Linked DNA regions of Homo sapiens: region 1 is linked to region 2. The links are chromatin contacts, found by Hi-C or POLR2A ChIA-PET in ENCODE. All regions are on one chromosome and are shown on one strand. Each heading gives the region's core, a stretch centred on a gene start or an enhancer-like site at or near the end of the contact. The rest is flanking DNA. Distances are from core to core; before and after follow the strand shown. Region 1 overlaps GNAQ (G protein subunit alpha q). Region 2 overlaps GNAQ (G protein subunit alpha q).

What was found. A loop is a pair of places that touch in the nucleus more often than their neighbours do. ChIA-PET counts read pairs that join two places held with the same protein, here RNA polymerase II (POLR2A). Pooled maps may share reads with other maps.
Region 1: a pooled map shows a loop between it and region 2 (7-fold over the local background). The contact joins two enhancer-like sites. A Hi-C loop is called at or near these places in 4 of 50 pooled maps. POLR2A ChIA-PET finds 5 or more read pairs at or near these places in 2 of 52 experiments (CD8-positive, alpha-beta T cell and activated CD4-positive, alpha-beta memory T cell).

What each region holds. Positions count from the first base shown.
Region 1 is chr9:77,716,263-77,719,334 of GRCh38, forward strand. It overlaps GNAQ (G protein subunit alpha q), which reads right to left. Exons shown (of 7, transcript NM_002072.5): 7 at 1-3,072. Among named protein-coding and RNA genes, the nearest start is that of GNA14, 69 kb to the left of the region's middle. Within about 2 kb of position 1,814, at least 3 of the 41 ENCODE cell types and tissues checked have a DNase peak (open chromatin) inside an H3K27ac peak, as active enhancers do.
Region 2 is chr9:77,975,965-77,978,892 of GRCh38, forward strand. The region is part of intron 1 of GNAQ (G protein subunit alpha q); the gene reads right to left. Among named protein-coding and RNA genes, the nearest start is that of GNAQ, 54 kb to the right of the region's middle. RefSeq lists an enhancer at 1,369-1,663. Within about 2 kb of position 1,412, at least 13 of the 41 ENCODE cell types and tissues checked have a DNase peak (open chromatin) inside an H3K27ac peak, as active enhancers do.

The sequences.
Region 1 (3,072 bases), core at 564-3,063, 260 kb before region 2:
ATAGTACAAAATTATGGCCAAAAATACTGTATTTTTAACCAGCAAGATCATTGGGGCATTATTATACAACATTAGGTGTTTTTTGCAAAACTAGTTCCCATCCCCAAACAATAGACAGTACATGCATTTGAATGACATTTTAGGAACAGTAAATATTCTTTTAAATACTGCAAGTTAAAAATGTTTTCTGACAAAACTCCCTAAATACATAGGTCTAGTAAGGGTTTCCAACAGGATGATGGGTGAGGAATCCAGCAAGGAGTTGCATTTAGAGAGTTCTTTGAGGAAAAGAAATCCACCAAAAACGTGTTTCAGTCAAAGTAACCTGGACAAAGTTACGTAGTATTATTCCAGCTTTCTTTCCTGAACTTAAAAATGTTCTACCAACGAATACCTTTCTGTTTTTTCTGTCTACCAAAAGCTTATATAAAAGTCAGAATTTCTTTATCCAAGATCTGATTTTACCCAATAGATGTTTTCATAACATGTAAATGTCATTTGCTATATTGGGTTGGAATCATACGGGGAAATGGAGGACACAGGGTAGATAAGGAAGGCAAGGAGGAAATTAATATTTGAGCACCTACTATGTGCTAGGTGTGTATTCATACTTTGAACATATGATTCTAGAGGCAAGAGTGTTATTGAAAGGGCAGTGATCATTGGGAAGACAGCAGGAAATGGCTATTCTGTGAGAAAAACAAATGACAAGTTTAGGGTCTGTACTAAGTTATCTACTAAACAGCAGGTGTCTGGCTCCAAAAATCTCTAGCTAATCATATACAACTAAGCCATTTCTTTTCCTAATTTGATGGAACCAAAATGAAATCCCAAAGACACAGTTACCAGGACAGATCTATTAACGCTACATATGCTGGAAATATGTAGAGATAGATAAACATACAATATTACTAGTTTTATTTTTTTGTGTTTCTAACCAAAGATATATCTTTGGAAGAAAATATTAATGTATACCAAGCACACCTTATTTGTATCAATTGAGATGTTGATTACCAATTAAGTGGTTTTAAACCCTTATTTAATTTGAAGAAGAGCAGCAATATACATTACAATATTTGGGTACACTTTATTTTTATATGGGTTAACATTCTGCTATATTTCATTTCATTCGTTTTGAGAAACTGAAAACAAAGGGAAATCAAGGGTAATCGGTAGGTGATTTGAGGGAAATTTCCAACCAATATGTGAGTCTTGCAGTATTTCATTATACAGCCCTTTCTTCCCATTATTTATTTTTTTGCAAATAAGTCATTTTGACCCAAATCCAGCATAAATAGCTTTTCACCAATTCCTAACTTAAGACAACTAAAATTTACAATCATGTGGCAGTATAAATTTTAAAATTACAGTTCGTACACTTTGACAATCAAGATAGTCTGAAGTACAAAAAAGTAAATTGCCCTTTAGCTGAATTACCTTTTTAAAATAGGCCTGCTAGTTAATCTACCAAAAAAAAAAAAATACAAGTTTTACGTGTTCTTCAGATTCCTTTTGTAGTTGTCATCTGCTAGTAAACAACATATGCAGGTTCTTAAAATTTTTTTTTCCAGTCTATTCATGACATTCAACAGAGCTCTTTATATGGAAATGTTAAAAACAAAAACTTCTAGGAGATTTATTTACTTTTGAATGGGTGTGTTATTTCCCTTTGTTTCAGATATGAGGCACAAACTTCTGAATTTAAGCTCTGTAAGGCATAGTAGAAACTTCCAATTTACAAATAAGGAATTCTCTGGGGGTTAGAACTGCCATGTCACGCAAAAAGGGAAAAATCATCTGTAAACTGGTACACTGCAATGTGTTAAGTGAGTCATGAAATGGCTGCTTGCCTTGGTATGCTGAAGAAAGGTTTCTGTGTTTTATGTTTTTGTTTTTGAATAAGACATGCCCAAGTCACCATAAAACTCACCACAGGCCTCCATTACCTAAGCATCAACAATAGGAGGCCAGTGGCACACGCTTATAACGCTTGCAATCACAATATAATATAAAGCATGAGTAAACTTTGTTTTTATACAAAACTGAAAAGAATCCCGTCCCGCCCCTAGCCCCTTCAATAAAACCCCGAAGAAACAAAAAAGAAAATCCTTTAGCTTCGATTGACTGGTGTGGCTAAAATTAGGTTTCTATGCATCACTGCTGCTAGGGTGATCAATTTTTTCCTTTCTCAAGAGAAGGGATCTTGTCATGCACCCTACAGGAACAGCGAAGCCACAAACCTCAATTCTGCATAGCAAATTCCATCCCAATTTCATAAAGACAAATATAACAATCTTTCCCTGTTTTGCTCAGCTTCTTCAAGCTTTGAGATCAGGTTTAATTGACTACATTTACTATAGCTCTATTAAATAGAATATCTTGATTCCCTAAAACTGTAACACTTATGATCTTGTGATGAGGTTTTCTCTATACACACTGTAGGCCTTCAAATGTTGTTGTTTAATTTTTTTTTTTTTTTTTTTTTTTTTTGCTGCACCAAATTTAAGAACGCCCTTTCAGGCAAGCAGTGGTCTCTAGCTGTTAAAACATTTCCTTAGTGGATCACAATAGCTTCTAAAACTGCCTTTCTAGTAAAGGCCATCAGAGAGGTAATACTAAACTGTGCATTTGCCAAATAAGAATATGAATTGTATAAAAGCTCATATTCCAATCCTAGATCAAATGGCAAAAGTTCTACAAAGTTGGTTTCCATGTTTGTATAAAAGCTCCGACTGATTTTATGTATTTTGCTATGAAATTACCTTTGGGTCTTATAATCAGTATACCTCTACTCAGGAATGTGCAAATGATTTTATACAGCACGACGCTAGTACCGCTCTGTATGACAGTAAGGTTTTTTTTTTTTCTTCTTTTCTAAATGGAAAGAAAATATCCCTAGTCAGAAATAAACTGACAAATTTACATTCTCCTCTCTTAAAAAAGTAAATAAAATAACATTATTCAAAACGTGAATTAGCTATAGACATACAATACAATTACATAGATACATATCAATACAGCACATTCAATCTGCCAAAAAATTAATGATTACAAAGCCAGTATGGATGCTGC
Region 2 (2,928 bases), core at 162-2,661:
TCGGGAAGAGCCATGTCACTGTTAAACAGTTTGTTTTAAAGATACTACAAGTGGTATAACTGATAAGGCTTCTATGTTATGCCAGTTGCTAGCAAGCTCCATGCCCAGTTTGAGGTTCACTGACATTATGTGTATCATTTCATTCTGATTCCATTTACTATCCTGCAGTTGTTTTAACTTTTTGTCTTCCACCTGCTTCTAATTTATATTAGTTTATATTTAACAAAAGCATCTTTAAATGCTTTTAGAAAAAGGTAGAACACAAAGTAAAGTGCCCAGTAAATGTTCAGCTCATTTTCAACAATCAAGGCTGAAGAACAACTGGGGTCAGGTGTTAAGAGTCCTAACCAGTGGTAAAAATTGGCAGCCAAAAACTATCCACTCAACAGGCTTGGTTTTTGTTTTTTGGTTTTTGGTTTTTTTTTGTTTTTGTTTTTGTTTTTTTTGAGACAGAGTCTCGCTCTGTTGCCCAGGCTGGAGTGCAATGGCACGATCTCAACTCAGTGCAACCTCCGCCTCCCAGGTTCAGGTGATTCTCCTGCCTCAGCCTCCCAAGTAGCTGGGATTACAGGCACGCGCTGCCACGCTGGCTAATTTTTGCATTTTTAGCAGAGATGGGGTTTCACCATATTGGTCAGGCTGGTCTCAAACTCCTGACCTCGTGATCCACCCACCTCAGCCTCCCAAAGTGCTGGGATTACAGGCGTGAGCCAACACGCCCGGCCCAGGCTTGTTTTTTAATTCTAGACAATAGTTTTAAGCTTTTCGATTAGTTGGCAACATTTAAAATCCAAGAGATTTCACATAAAAAGCAGATATTTTATTTACCTGGAAAAACTGGAAGCTCTGGCAAGCCTAAAAACCTGCTCTCCATACATGGCAACATTCAAAGCTGAACAACAGCTTCAATGAGCCATAAGGTTTTAGTTGGCCAGAGGTCCCACCCAGTGTCACTCATTTAAAACCACCTGCCTGAATCCCAAAGGCATATGACTTTGCAAGCATCAAGCACTAGACTATATTAACAGCAAATCAATTCCTGATAGAGAAATCTGCAGCTACAATTATTAGGCAGGATTTCACACCTGCTGGGAGAATCTCAGAGTACCCCTTTTTATCTCCTTTATCTTGAAAAATGGGATTATTTAGAAATTAGGCCTGAGAGAGGCAAAATGAGACACACTGGATAAAGGCAACTATTTATAAAGCCTCCTAAGGCAGAGCGCTTCCTTCAGCTATTGGCACTAACCCTCTAGTTAGCTCCTTCCCTGGCCCTTCTCCACACTCCATTCCCCACCCTAACCCCATCTCAGTACTACTGTCTCCACAACAACACAGATTAAGGCCAAAAGCAAAAATGGCAAAATCAAGTCCTCATTCTCCAAGGGCTCCTACCCCAAGACTTTCTTCCTTGACCGCCCACATGGAGGCGCCATGAACACAACTATCCACACTTCCCAAGGTCAAAACAAAATTGAGCTCCCTCTTGAAAAAAAAACAACAGCAGCTACCATTGTTCAACCCACAGGCATTCAGAGTGTTCATACAGCAAAGTCGAAATTTCCCCTTTCAGGAAGTTCCTGGGAGGAAGTCAGTGCCCTGAAGCTCAGCCACTCCTCAGACTAGAGAAAACAAAGGCAACGCAGACATGCACTCTCCAGAATGGCCATGGCATCCCAGAACAAGAAGCGGGGTTCTGCAACCCTGGAGCATTAGCCAGGGTGCTGGGCTTCCCCAGCAGCCCCTTATAGGAGGAACATTTTCACTTTGCAAGTCTGAAGAAGGCTAGTGGGGTTCTTTCCTTTATGTTTCTTCTATCTAAATACTTCTGCCATATTTTGATCAGGATCCAACCATGAAACCAGTTGAATACCTGAATGGGATCATGGGTGTAGTTATCTGTCACCTTGCCCCAACTTAACCCCCTTGTCCTGATTCTTTGGAAACCAGAACCCTCCACCAGTGGCAACAGCAGTCCCTGGTACCCTAGTAATAACAGTAATGTCATAGTATGCGTGGAAAATTATTCCTGACACTGTACATCTACAATTTGCTGAAATTCTTCCTTTTTCTTAAATTATATGAAAAGTAATACATGTGCAGGTAACTTTTCCTAAACAGAAGCATGGTAAAAAGTGGAAAGTAAGTGTCTCTGGGCCCATACTCCCCATTTCCACTCCCTTCCATTATTGCTTTTACAGTCCTTCTATGGTGATCAGCTTAACGAAATGACAGGCTTCTATCCCTGATGTGTCAACTTCAGACAGAATCTACTGACTTACCGCCTCCCCCGTATCTAACTCATTCACACTTACTTCACCTCTATTTTGTCTCTAGTTTTCTTGATTATACTATTTTTAGTCCTTCAATTGGTTAGCTCTGTTTCCTGTTTCAGCAGTATTACACAGTATTTCTCTACATCCCACCATGTAAAAGAAGAAAATGAGTACCAAGGTCCCTCTCCCTCCTGCCTCTTTTCCTGCCTTCTAGCCTCAGGCTTCTGTCTGCTCTTTCACTCCCTTTGCATTGCTAGATTTTAAAACCTTGATGATTGTTTTCTCTCTGTAGTTATAATTACATCTTTCCTGTCTTGTGTGGGGATTAACCAATAAACTATTTAGCTACATCCACAGCAGTATGATTGTGTAAATATTACCTCCCACAAAACCAACAGCAATGCTCAACTCCTAGAAAAGGAAATAGAACCCTTTATCAGTGAACCTGAGTCAAATGGGTTCTCTTTTCTTACACTCCACTAAATGTTCAAAACTATTATCACACTTTAGTTTGGTTTTTCACTTTTAAAAAAAATGGGCCAGGTACAGTGGCTCACGCCTATAATCCCAGCACTTTGGGAGGCGAGGCGAGTGGATCAATTGAGGTCAGTTCAAGACCAGCCTGGACAACATGGTAAAACCATGTCTCTAC